Linked DNA regions of Homo sapiens: all the other regions are linked to region 3. A link is a contact called in ENCODE Hi-C or POLR2A ChIA-PET data. All regions are on one chromosome and are shown on one strand. Each heading gives the region's core, a stretch centred on a gene start or an enhancer-like site at or near the end of the contact. The rest is flanking DNA. Distances are from core to core; before and after follow the strand shown. Region 1 holds the start of LINC03050 (long intergenic non-protein coding RNA 3050). Region 2 has its middle 29 kb from the start of LINC03050. Region 3 holds the start of SPRED2 (sprouty related EVH1 domain containing 2).

Evidence for each region. Hi-C counts contacts between places; a loop is a spot of excess contacts on that map. ChIA-PET counts read pairs that join two places held with the same protein, here RNA polymerase II (POLR2A). Pooled maps may share reads with other maps.
Region 1: a loop to region 3 is called in a map with no recorded cell type, with 2.3 times the contacts of the local background. The contact joins the promoter of LINC03050 here to the promoter of SPRED2 in region 3. A Hi-C loop is called at or near these places in 20 of 37 single-sample maps with no recorded cell type and 10 of 50 pooled maps. POLR2A ChIA-PET finds 5 or more read pairs at or near these places in 1 of 52 experiments (RWPE1).
Region 2: a loop to region 3 is called in a map of dorsolateral prefrontal cortex, with 4 times the contacts of the local background. The contact joins the enhancer-like site here to the promoter of SPRED2 in region 3. A Hi-C loop is called at or near these places in 9 of 168 maps with a recorded cell type or tissue (CD4-positive, alpha-beta memory T cell, IMR-90, MCF 10A and 6 more), 2 of 37 single-sample maps with no recorded cell type and 12 of 50 pooled maps. POLR2A ChIA-PET finds 5 or more read pairs at or near these places in 9 of 52 experiments (AG04450, H1, MCF 10A and 6 more).

What each region holds. Positions count from the first base shown.
Region 1 is chr2:65,600,826-65,604,571 of GRCh38, forward strand. LINC03050 (long intergenic non-protein coding RNA 3050) reads right to left here and starts at 1,540. Exons shown (of 3, transcript NR_182288.2): 1 at 332-1,540. RefSeq lists enhancers at 232-825, 826-1,419.
Region 2 is chr2:65,571,363-65,575,352 of GRCh38, forward strand. No RefSeq gene overlaps it. Among named protein-coding and RNA genes, the nearest start is that of LINC03050, 29 kb to the right of the region's middle. Within about 2 kb of position 1,934, at least 2 of the 41 ENCODE cell types and tissues checked have a DNase peak (open chromatin) inside an H3K27ac peak, as active enhancers do; they include mammary epithelial cell, where a contact is called at or near this core.
Region 3 is chr2:65,431,303-65,435,338 of GRCh38, forward strand. It overlaps SPRED2 (sprouty related EVH1 domain containing 2), which reads right to left and starts at 1,297. Exons shown (of 6, transcript NM_181784.3): 1 at 660-1,297. The coding sequence starts at 685. RefSeq lists silencers at 1-149, 180-229, 1,000-1,199.

The DNA.
Region 1 (3,746 bases), core at 290-2,789, 170 kb after region 3:
CTCCCGGATGGGGTGGCTGGCCGGGCGGGGGGCTGCCCCCCCACCTCCCTCCCGGACGGGGCGGCTGGCCGGGCGGGGGGCTGACCCCCCCACCTCCCTCCCGGACGGGGCGGCTGGCCAGGTGGGGGGCTGACCCCCCCACCTCCCTCCCGGACGGGGCGGCTGTCCGGGCGGGGGGCTGACCCCCCACCTCCCTCCCGGACGGGGCGGCTGGCCAGGCGGGGGGCTGACCCCCCCACCTTCCTCCCGGACGGGCGGCTGGCCGGGCGGGGGGCTGACCCCCCCACCTCCCTCCCGGACAGGGTGGCTGCTGGGCGGAGACGCTCCTCACTTCTCAGACGGGGCGGTTGCCAGGCAGAGGGTCTCCTCACTTCTCAGACGGGTCAGCCGGGCAGAGACGCTCCTCACATCCCAGACGGGGCGGCAGGGCAGAGGCGCTCCCCACATCTCAGACGATGGGCGGCCTGGCAGAGACGCTCCTCACTTCCTAGATGGGATGGCGGCCGGGCAGAGACGCTCCTCACTTTCCAGACTGGGCAGCCAGTCAGAGAGGCTCCTCACATCCCAGACGATGGGCGGCCAGGCAGAGACGCTCCTCACTTCCCAGACGGGGTGGTGGCCAGGCAGAGGCTGCAATCTCGGCACTTTGGGGGGCCAAGGCAGGCAGCTGGGAGGTGGAGGTTGTAGCGAGCCGAGATCATGCCACTGCACTCCAGCCTGGGCACCATTGAGCACTGAGTGAACGCGACTCCGTCTGCCATCCTGGCACCTCGGGAGGCCAAGGCTGGCGGATCACTCGCGGTTAGGAGCTGGAGACCAGCCTGGCCAACACAGCGAAACCCCGTCTCCACCAAAAAAATACGAAAACCAGTCAGGCGTGGCGGCGCGCACCTGCAATCGCAGGCACTGGGCAGGCTGAGGCAGGAGAATCAGGCAGGGAGGCTGCAGTGAGCCGAGATGGCAGCAGTACAGTCCAGCTTCGGCTCGGCATCAGAGGGAGACCGTGGGGAGAGGGAGAGGGAGAGGGAGAGGGAGAACCTAAATATACTTCTTTGTAGAGAGGATCGTGAACTGCTTTAAGTCTGGTGGCATCAGAGGAAAAATTAGACATCTTCAGGTTGATTCCACAGAGCAGTTGTTTCCTTTTTCACTTGACTTACATAGAATTAAGTCAGGTTATATAAATAAATGTAAAATCAAGTTGGTTTTTCCATTGTAAGGAGAAAAATGCTTTCATATTACTTAAAATGCATTTCAATAAATATAGAAAATTACATACAAATGGCCGGGTGCGGTGGCTCATGCCTGTAATCCCAGAACTTTGGGAGGCTGAGGCATGCGGATCACCTGAGGTTGGGAGTTCGAGACCAGCCTGACCAATATGGAGAAACCCTATCTGTACTAAAAATACAAAATTAGCCGGGCGTGGTGGCACATGCCTGTAATCCCAGCTACTCAGGAGGCTGAGGCAGCAGAATCGCTTGAACCCGGGAGGCGGAGGTTGCGGTGAGCCGAGATTGTGCCGTTGCACTCCAGCCTGGAAAACAAGAGTGAAACTCCGTCTCAAAAGAAAAAAAAAATTTACATACAAATTATATACCCCACATGAGAGTTTCTTGTGAGGAATTATAGTCCCCTACAACTACCAAGTCCCCTACAAAAAACAATTTACCTTACCCCCGCTTTTTTTTAGTAGAAATTGACACTGGGTTGAGGGTGTCCTATGGAATGAATGAGTAAAACTGAAACATTCGACTTGTTAGAAGGAAACATGACCATGATTTCAAGGATGATCCAATGTAGCTTGGCGGCAGCCCCTGATAGCTCTCCTGCTATGTGTTTTTTTTTTGGTAGCAGTGATGGAGAAAACAATGAAGATGAAATTTCCAGGAAATAACCCAATCAGGTGTTGCTTAATGGAGTCTACTGTCATTAAAATCCAATTTGATTCATTTGGAGAGTGAAATATCACAATTGCAACTGCACCATAATGGCTTTTTGGAAGATGGAATTTGTATAAACTGGGTTAATCCCTTGATCACCAATTCAAATAAAAATAGATAAAACATGAGGAGGTTGGCAGGGGTGAAGGACTGGGAATAGCAACGGTGTTGCCAGAAGGTGTCTTTCCTGCCAAGGGGAATTGGCATAGGGAACCGTCTCTGAGCCCAAGTTCTGGAAGCCACAACCTGATGGAGACAGAAGACAGATTGCCTAGGTCCAGCTGGGGAGTGGAGCCCTGCTGGCCCAGCCAGATCACAAGTGAATTGCCCCTCTGACCTACACATGTGCTCTGTGTGTCGAAATTTGCATTTCTTTCCATTTAGAATTTTGCTTTCTATTAGCCCACAAGAAGTTTAATGGCTGTCATGAACAAGTTTTGTTGTGTTTTCCTTTGGAAATGTAGCTGTTAGGAAATCATTCAATGAGTTCTGGGTTTATACCTAGAAATGGTCCCCTGGAAGTCTGGAAGAGTTAGATGCTACCACAAGGTTCTACCAGACGTGCAGGGCATAACTTGTACACGCAGGCTGGGTCAGCCGTATTGAGTGGATTGCAGGAGGAAACCTTAACTATGAGGCTGCTACCTTGGACTTGAAATACTTTGACAATCAACAATTAGTGAGAATTGGGATAAGATTTGTTTCTCCTTGGCAAATTCTTCTAACATTCTACAAGCAAAATGGGATTTCAAAGGCAAGAATTGCTCAGTGATGACAAACTTTTAATTACCTCACATACAAAAGATTGGCATGGTATTTATGATTTTTAATATAGTCATTAAAAAAGACTCCACAAGAATCTCTACTAAGCTGTGCTTGATTTGCCTGTACATTGGGTAGGATGCCTTTGAATGCAAGTTACAGAAAGCACAGGTCAGAATGGTTTAGGCCATTCTGGATAATTTGTTATCTTGCATAGGGTAAGTTGCAGGTTGGTTCCAAAATCAACATCCCAAGATATACAAGTGTCTCCCATTCTTTCCATTTTGCCCTTCTCAATGAGCTTTGTGCTTTCTCCTTGTGCCAAGATAGCAGCCAGATTTCTGACATCAAAATAGATATGACCTTGTCCAGCAGAAGAAAATTCTCCCTGTGTGTTGCTTTTTATTATTATGGAAAGATTTCTCAGAAACCCCTTCATTGACCTTCTGTCACATCTCATTGGCCAGCACTGGATCACAATCGCTTCCTAAATCAGTCAGTAGGGAGGTGAATGGGCTCACACTGACTACTTAGAGCTATAGATGAATCAACTCCTGGGTCAAGTGGGCAAGAGGTGGATCCCTGACCAAAATCTCACACACATGTACATACGTGCATGCCTATCCAATAATAGCCAACTGCTGAAGTGTGTGTACTCCACAGGCAGATGCTGATGCCAAGTTTGGGGTGCAAAATGTTATTAGGGTTCAATTCCTTTGAAGGGAAGGGAGAGAAAGCGGGGTTGGGTAGTGGAAGGAGTTGAACTGCAAGGTAGGCCTGAAAAAGTCTGGGCCATTTCTTGGCTTTGGAGGGTTCCGGGGCAAGTATTGCCTGCTTGTATCCTGCATTGGGTCGAAATGACCAGGACTTTATACCTAGGAGATGACTCATCAGATGTGGGCTGCTGGGAGAGGCAGCTCTCTGCAGCTGAGGCAGATTTGGAAGGCTACATTCCCCATAGCTGGGCAGAAGGTCCTGCCCTGCTGGGGGATCAGGGTGGTATACCCCCATGTATGTCATGCCAACCGTGTCTGTCACAGC
Region 2 (3,990 bases), core at 684-3,183, 140 kb after region 3:
ACCTATAATCCCAGCTACTTGGGAGGCCGAGGCAGGAGAATTGCTTGAACCCGGGAGGCGGAGGTTGCGGTGAGCCGAGATCACACCATTGCACAGCCTGGGCAACAAAAGTAAAACTCTGTCTCTTAAAAAAAGCAAAGAAAAGAAAAGAAAAGAAAAAAATCATATTGTCTGCAAAGAGAGAGAGTTTTTCTTCCTCTTTTCCTATTTGGATTAGGCCTTTTTTTTTTTTTTTTTTTTTTTTGGAGACAGAGTCTCACTCTCTTACCCAGGCTGGTGTGCAAAGTGGTGCGATCTTGGCTCACTGCAACCTCTGCCTCCTGGGTTCAAGCGATTGTCCTGTCTCAGCCTCCTGAGTAGCTAGGATTACAGGCACCCGCCACCACGCCCGGCTAATTTTTGTATTTTTAATAGAGACGAGGTTTCTTCATGTTGGTCAGGCTGGTCTCGAACTCCTGACCTCAGGTGATCCGCCTGCCTTGGCCTCCCAAAGTGCTAGGATTACAGGTGTGAGGCACCGTGCCTGGCCAAGAAGTACGATTTTTGCAAAAAAAAAAAATTCATATAAGAACATGTCCTGGCTAAAAAAAACTAAAGAAATAAAGAATAAAAATAATTTTTAAAAGTCTTTTTTGTTTTTTAAAGCAACCAATTTGCTCCATAGTTATTATGTGAGAGATCTTTAGAATTGTGGATGGCTGGGAAACTACTCATTTGCCACTCATCAAGTAGATTGGTTTTGCTTTTGATTTCTTGGTGATTTCTTGAAAAATGTATCTGCCCTCCCCCCAGCCCCGCCCCGCAAATTCATATGTTGAAGCCCTTAATGGCCCAGAACTTCAGAATGTGACTGTAGATTGTATTTGGAGATAGGGCCTTTAAAGAAGTCATTAAGTTAAAACAGTCTTTAGGGTGGGCCCTAATTCAGTATTACTGGTATCTTTATAAGAAGTGGGGATTAGGACCCAGCCAACACGGGCTGAAGGACAGCCATGTGAGGACACAGTGGAAAGGTGGCTATCTGCAAGACTGGGCATGGTGGCTTACACCTGAAATCCCAGCACTTTGAGAGGCCGAGGTGAGAGGATTGCTTGAGCCCAGGAGTTCAAGACCAGCCTGTGCAATGTGGTGAAACCCTGTCTCTACAAAACAATACAAAAAATTAGCCAGGCATGGTGGCGTGCACCTGTAATCTCAGCTACTCGGGAGGCTGAGGTAGGAGAATTGCTTGAATCCAGGAGGTGGAGGTTGCAGTGAGCTGAGATCCAGCCACTGCACTCCAGTCTGGGCAACAGAGAAGACACTGTCTCAAAAAAAAAAAAAAAAAAAAAAAAGAGAAAAGAAAAAGATGGCCATTTGCAAACCAAGAAGAGAGGCCTCAAGAGAAAATAACTCTCCAACAAAACACTTTGGGCTTCTGTTAAGCCCCCAAGTTTGTTATGGCAGCCCCAGCAAACTAATACATTTGGTTTTTTTTTTTTTTTCTTTTTGAGATGGAGTCTTGCTCTGTCGCCCAGGCTGGAGTGCAGTGGCGCGATCTTGGCTCACTGCAAGCTCCGCCTCCCGGGTTCATGCCATTCTCCTGCCTCAGCCTCCCGAGTAGCTGGGACTACACGCGTCCGCCACCACGCCCGGCTAATTTTTTGTATTTTTAGTAGAGACGGGGTTTCACCGTGTTAGCCAGGATGGTCTGGATCTTCTGACCTCGTGATCCGCCCGCCTCGGCCTCCCAAAGTGCTGGGATTACAGGCGTGAGCCACCACGCCCGGCCACATTTGGGTTTTGTATGACTTGCTTCATTCAGGCCAAAGATAAATTGAGGAACATATATATATATTTGTATTGGACATTTGCTTGGATCCAAAATATGGCAAAATCAAGTCTGTTTATCTAGCGGGAACTTAGCCATTGACTACTTGAGGACTGTTTCTCTTCAAACCTTTGGGGACAGTGACATCTAGTGGTAGTTTCTTTTATATACCCTTTTCAGTTCTCTTCTGGCCGTACATTAGAATCACTTGAGGGGATGGGAAAAACAAAACAAAACAAAAAACAAAAGGCCTTGCGCGGTGGCTCAAGCCTGTAATCCTAGCACTTTGGGAGGCCGAGGCGGATGGATTGCCTGAGCTCAGGAGATCGAGACTAGCCTGGGCAACACAGTGAAACCCCATCTCTACTAAAAAAAAACAAACAAAAAACAAAAAGAAAATTAGCCGGGCGTGCGCCTGTAATCCCAGCTGCTCGGGAGGCTGAGGCAGGAGAATCACTTGAACCAGGGAGGCGGAGGTTGCAGTGAGCCAGGATCGCGCCACTGCACTCCAGCCTGGGTGACAGAGGGAGACGCTGTCTCAAAAAAAAAAAAAAAAAAAAAAAAAAAAAAAAAAAAAAAAAGGCCAATGCCTAGGCTTTACCTAGCCAATTATGCCAGAATCTCTGGGAATGGGAACCAGTCATCAGTATTTAAAAGGGCTTTCTACATTAGTCCAAAGTGTACCCAAGGTTGAGAAGCACAGATTCTTAATGAAAGCAACTCTGGATTGTAAAAATATGAGCTCATATTATGTTGCCATTTCTCACAATATGAAAAAGTTTGTTAACTTCTGCACTTATTTATTGTCCCTCTGCCTCCAAAGAAGGTAAAATACATGAGGGAGGGAGCACGGTCTGGTTAGCTTTTGGATGCCAAGAGCCTGGAACAGTGCTGCACAGTCTGGGCTCATAATAGCTTTTGTGAAATGAATGAATGAAAAATAGAGCATGGGACCAGGCGCCCGGTGGCTCACGCCTGTAATCCCAGCACTTTGGGAGGCCGGGGCGGGAGGATCACCTGAGGTCAGGAGTTCGAGACCAGCCTGGCCAATGTGGTTAAACCCCGTCTCTACTAAAAATACAAAAATTAGTTGGGCGTGGTGGTGGGTGCCCATAATCCCAGCTACTCAGGAGGCTGAGGCAGGACAATCGCTTGAACCCGGGAGGCAGAGGTTGTAGTGAGCCGAGATCGTGCCATTGCACTCCAGCCTGGGCAACAAGAGCTAAAAACTCTGTCTCAGAAAAGAAAAAGAAAAAGAAAAAGAAAAATAGAGCATGCTGTCAGGTTGCATTAATCTGGAATATGGCTGTCATGTGAAACAGCAGTCTCACTGTGAAGTTTAGGACATGTTATATTTGGTTCAATTGAAAGTAACTTATGGAATCTTATAGGATTCCAAATGTCTGAAACAGACGTTTCTTGGTCTGTCATACAACTTTGGTTGACTTCTTGGCATCTTTATGCCTCTGATCCTAGGAGAGGATTTTCTGAGTTTCAATATAGCAGCAGGTTCTCAATGTCTACTAAGTGTTCTAGTTAAAAAGAAATGTTAAACTATTAGCTTTTCTTCTGTGCTTTTCTCCCCATTGTCTTGAGGCTTAGAAAGTTCTATATTATTACAAAACCAGTGAAATACACACTTACAACATTTCTAGTTTTAAAACTACTTCTTTTTTATATTTTATGGCCTAAAATAACTGGGATTAAATTTTCTGCGTATGGTGCATAGTGAGTATTGAACTTTCTATTCTTTTCTTAACCCTGAGAGTCCATCTTCCCCACATGACTTGCGGATACTCCATGACTTTGCTCATTTGTGATGCACACTTTTTCCCGCAGTAAGTCTTTTTATATACTAATGTGAGAGGTGTTAGAATGGGACTTTTCCTGGCAAAGTGTGTGGAAAACAATTCCTCACTTGCAGACTCTCAAGGGAAATCTCTGGGGAACTGCTCCCTGACTTTTGGACATCCTTAAAAACAGAGATGAGAGAAAGAAAAAGAACAAGCCTTGGTGAAGAGGTTTCTTTGGAGAGAGTTGTTGCTGTGCTCTTGGGCCCCCAACTTCCCTTTTCAGGGAGGAGTGGGAAGTGCTCATTCTAACTCCAGGCTTGAGACCGCTGGGGGAATTTCAAAAAGTGGTTTCCACAGGAAAGACATGGAGCAGCCAGCTTGGGCGAC
Region 3 (4,036 bases), core at 47-2,546:
GCAGGACGCGTGTGCCGGCCACAAGCGCGTGCACAGGCACTCACGCGCCGCGGGGCCCCTCGGGCGGCTCCAGCACGCCGGCCCGCGCGGGGACCCTGGCGCACCAGACCCCCGCGCAGCCCGCGCCTGTCCTCCTCTCGCTCCGCCGTGTTTTTTATGAATGAAAATGTGGTATGCAAATGAGAGCGATTCAAGAAAACGAAATGGCGGAGCCTAGGCCCCAGTGGGCTCCGGAGCGGACTGCAGGGCTCGCGGGGCGGCGGGAGTCACAAAGTCACTGTGCAAAAACCCACCAGCCCCGGGAAGCCGGAGTGGGGGTGTCAGGTCTTCCGCTCTAGCCGCCGAGGATTTCGGGGGCGGGGGAGCTGTAAGTCCTCCGAGAGGGAGCGGAGACCGCCGGGAGGTCACCCGCACGCCCTTGGCCCCCGGAGCTGCCACCAGCCCGCCGACCCTAGGCGTGCGCCCGCCAGCCCGCAGCAGTTTTTGCCCTCTCCTCACTTCAACAAGCAGGGAAGCCTCGCGTCCCAACGCCGAAAGGTCAGCGAGTCGCTGCACCCCACGCCAAGTTCACCCAATAAGCGTCCCCGCCCGCATCCTCAGCCCCGGCCCCCACGCTGCCCCTGAGGGGCACCCTCGTCCCACCCCGCGACCAAACTTACTCGTCTGGGTGTGTTTCTTCGGTCATTTTCTTGTTCACCTAGACGCCTGTCCCGCGGCGGGCAGCTTTGCTCCCTTCATCTTCCTGTCCGCTCGCCCCCCTTCTTCACATCTCCGGAGATCGCCTGATTTGGGGAGGGGGGGCGGCTAGAGATGAAGAGGGCGCCGCAGCAGAAGGGGAAGCAGGGCGCGGGATAGGGTTTGGGGGAAGGGGTGCAAAGGCAGGCTGCGCGGGGAGTGAACGCCGCAGCGCCGTGGGGAGAGGCGGGCGGAGGCTCCGGGGGCTCGGGAGCGGGCAGAGGGGGCGAGATTTGGGAAGGGGACGGCGGTGGGGGAGAGCAGGAGAAAAACAAGCGCGCCTCGGAGCGGCAGGGACTGCTGCGAGGAGGAGGAGAGCGCCGGCCGCGGGTGGGGGGGCTCAGTCCGGGGTCGCCCCCGGGGGGCCGGGCCAATCACGGTTCCGGGGAGCGGTCGGCGGCCGGGGGAGGTGCGCCTGGGAGGCGGTGCAGGGCGCCCCGTCCGAGCCCCATCTCTCGACTCCACCGATTTACTCCATATTGGATTCTCACCGCCGCCAACAGGAGGAGGAAGTAGGGCGGAAGCGATGACGTCTTCCCAGCGGCCAGAGGTGGTGGAGTGCAAAAAGCTTCCTACTTGCGACCGAAAAAAAGGGAGAAGAAAAAAAAAAAAACTTTGTCCCGCCTACTGAGCACGCCCCGCTTCCTCTCCCCCTCCCTCCTGGCTTCCACTCCCGGGGGAGCCGCGGAGCCGAGTTGTTTGCTTGCGCCGCGACCGTCTGGCTCCGAATCCTCCTTGATTAGGGCTCCGGGTTTTAGGAAGCCCGAGAGGAGGGAGGAGGCGGGAGCGGAGGACTCGTACACATCTGGCTCCCGTTTTTGCCCCCTCCCTCCTTCCAAACACCAAGATTAAAAATCGGGGGGTTGGGCGGGGGCAGAGATGGGAAACTCAAGGGAGGGGAGGGAGTAAAACAGCTGAAGAGGTGCTCAGGCTCAGAGGCACAACTACCCCCACCGCGGGGTGGGAAGGTAGGGGCGGCGCAGGTGCCAGGGGCTGGCTTCTCCAGCCCAACCCAACCAGAGAGGGGAGGGGGTTCGACTTTGCCAAGGTTCTGAAAGGCAGAGGCTTTTCCGTTTCACGTGAATCTTGTGATTTTTTTTCTTTTTTGTCTCAATAGAGGAATGGATTTTTGTTTTGTTTTGTTTTGAGATGGAGTCTCGCTCTGTCCTCAGGCTGGAGTGCAGTGGCGCGATCTAGGCTCACTGCAACCTCCACCTCCTGGGTTCAAGTGATTCTCCTGCCTCAGCCTCCCGAGTAGCTGCGACTACAGGCGCGCGCCACCACGCCCAGCTAATTTTTGTATTTTTAGTAGGGAGGGGGTTTCATCATGTTGGCCAGGATGGTCTCGATTTCTTGACCTCGTGATCCGCCTGCCTCGGCATCCCAAAGTGCTGGGATTATAGGCATGGGCCACCGCACCCGGCCAAGGAACGGATGTTTTTAAGAATCATTACTCATGCAAAGAAAAAGGTCAACCCAGCACAGCCCAGAAACGTTTGCATTTCCGTAGAAATTATGGAATTTCTCGCGTTAAGAAGCAGCCCCGGCCGGGCGCGGTGGCACACGCCTGTAATCCCAGCACTTTGGAAGGCCGAGGCGGGCAGATCACCTGAGGTCGGGAGTTCGAGACCAGCCTGACCAACATGGTGAAACATCGTCTGTACTAAAAATACAGAATTAGCCGGGCGTGGTGGCGCGTGCCTGTAATCCCAGCTACTCGGGAGCTGAGGCAGGAGAATCGCTTGACCCCAGGAGGTGAAGGTGGCGGTGAGCCAAGATTGTGCCACTGCACCCCAGCCTGGGCAACAAGAGCAAAACTCCATCTCAAAAAAAAAAAAAAAGAAGAAGAAAGAAAGAAAGAAAAAGAAACAAGAGACATAGTCCCTATCCCTTGCTGCTCTCCAAACACAGTAGACTTTTCCATCCTCTTGAATGTCCATGGGACAATCCAGATACGATGTTAACTAAATAGCAACCACTGAACAGGTTAAGAGATTAAATATTTGCCTCAGGCTGGGCGCAGTGGCTCATGCCTGTAATCCCAGCACTTTGGGAGGCTGAGGTGGGCGGATCACCTGAGGTCAGGCGTTTGAGACCAGCCTGGCCAACATGGCAAAACCCTGTCTCTACTAAAAATATAAAAATTAGTTGGGTGTGGTGGTGGGCACCCATAATCCCAGCTACTCAGTAGGCCGAGGCAGGAGAATTGTTTGAACCCAGGAGGAGGAGGCTGCAGTGTACCGAGATTGCACCATTGCACTCCAGCCTGGGCAACAAGAGCAAAACTTTGTCTCTAAATAAATAAATAAATGCCTCAAATTTAGTATTCCTAAAATTTACATACATATAAGAGCCACAAATGCTCCAAAAAGTTTCACCTTGAGTCAGGGATAAACTGGTGGTTTACTCCAGGCTTTGTGCTTATCACAGCCATGATCTCTGTAGACATGGAGTAGGGTTCACGCTGGTGATGTGTGGTGGTGGGGAGGGCATGAACCAGGGGATGGAACAGCTTGGTTCTGGTTTTCTCCTAGCAGTCCTGAGACCCCGAGTGAGTTTCTTTATAAAACAGGAATAACAAGGCCAAGCTTGTCTTTATCAGTTTTTGAGGCCATTGAGAGTTCCTGAGAAAGTACTAAGCAAAGGCAAGATCTCATTGTCTTCCAAATCCTCAGATGGCTAAGGAATCTACCCAAGTCTCACCTTTGGCCATGGTTGCTCTTCTCCCTGGGAGTGCTGAAAGAGATCCCACCCTGTTATTCCTGAACTTCCCAGAACACAGGCACTTACCCATGTCAAAATTATCCACCCTGTGGGCATCTCTTGGGCTCCACCCTCCAGTTTCAAGGTACACAAATGGCAAGGTGGCAGGTGAGGTGATTAATTTCTGCAGGTAGGCCAGCTCTATGAGCAGGTTAAATTGGTGTCATCACCACTCACTCAGCCAGCTCTCTGCTTAATAGCAGCGAACGACTGGCCCAGCCTATGGACCAGGTTGCCAGGGGAACAATGATAAATATTCTGAGGTCCAGAAGTCCCCAAGTCCCCACTGGGATCACCTGGTACCATACTCCAGCTGGGCTATCTCAGGCAGGCCCTTAGGTCCACTGAGCCTTGGGTTCAGTGTCTGTTGGGTCGGAATAGTACCCACAACATAGGGTTGCTGGGAATCTTAAATGGGCTATACAGATTCCTGATAGCCCTTTCCTCTCTCTGGCCAGCTGGTTTACCAAATGCCCCCCTCCACTCTGTCCTTCATGTTCCTTTAAATGAAGCCTGCCAGTTCTCTTCTGTCTTGTTC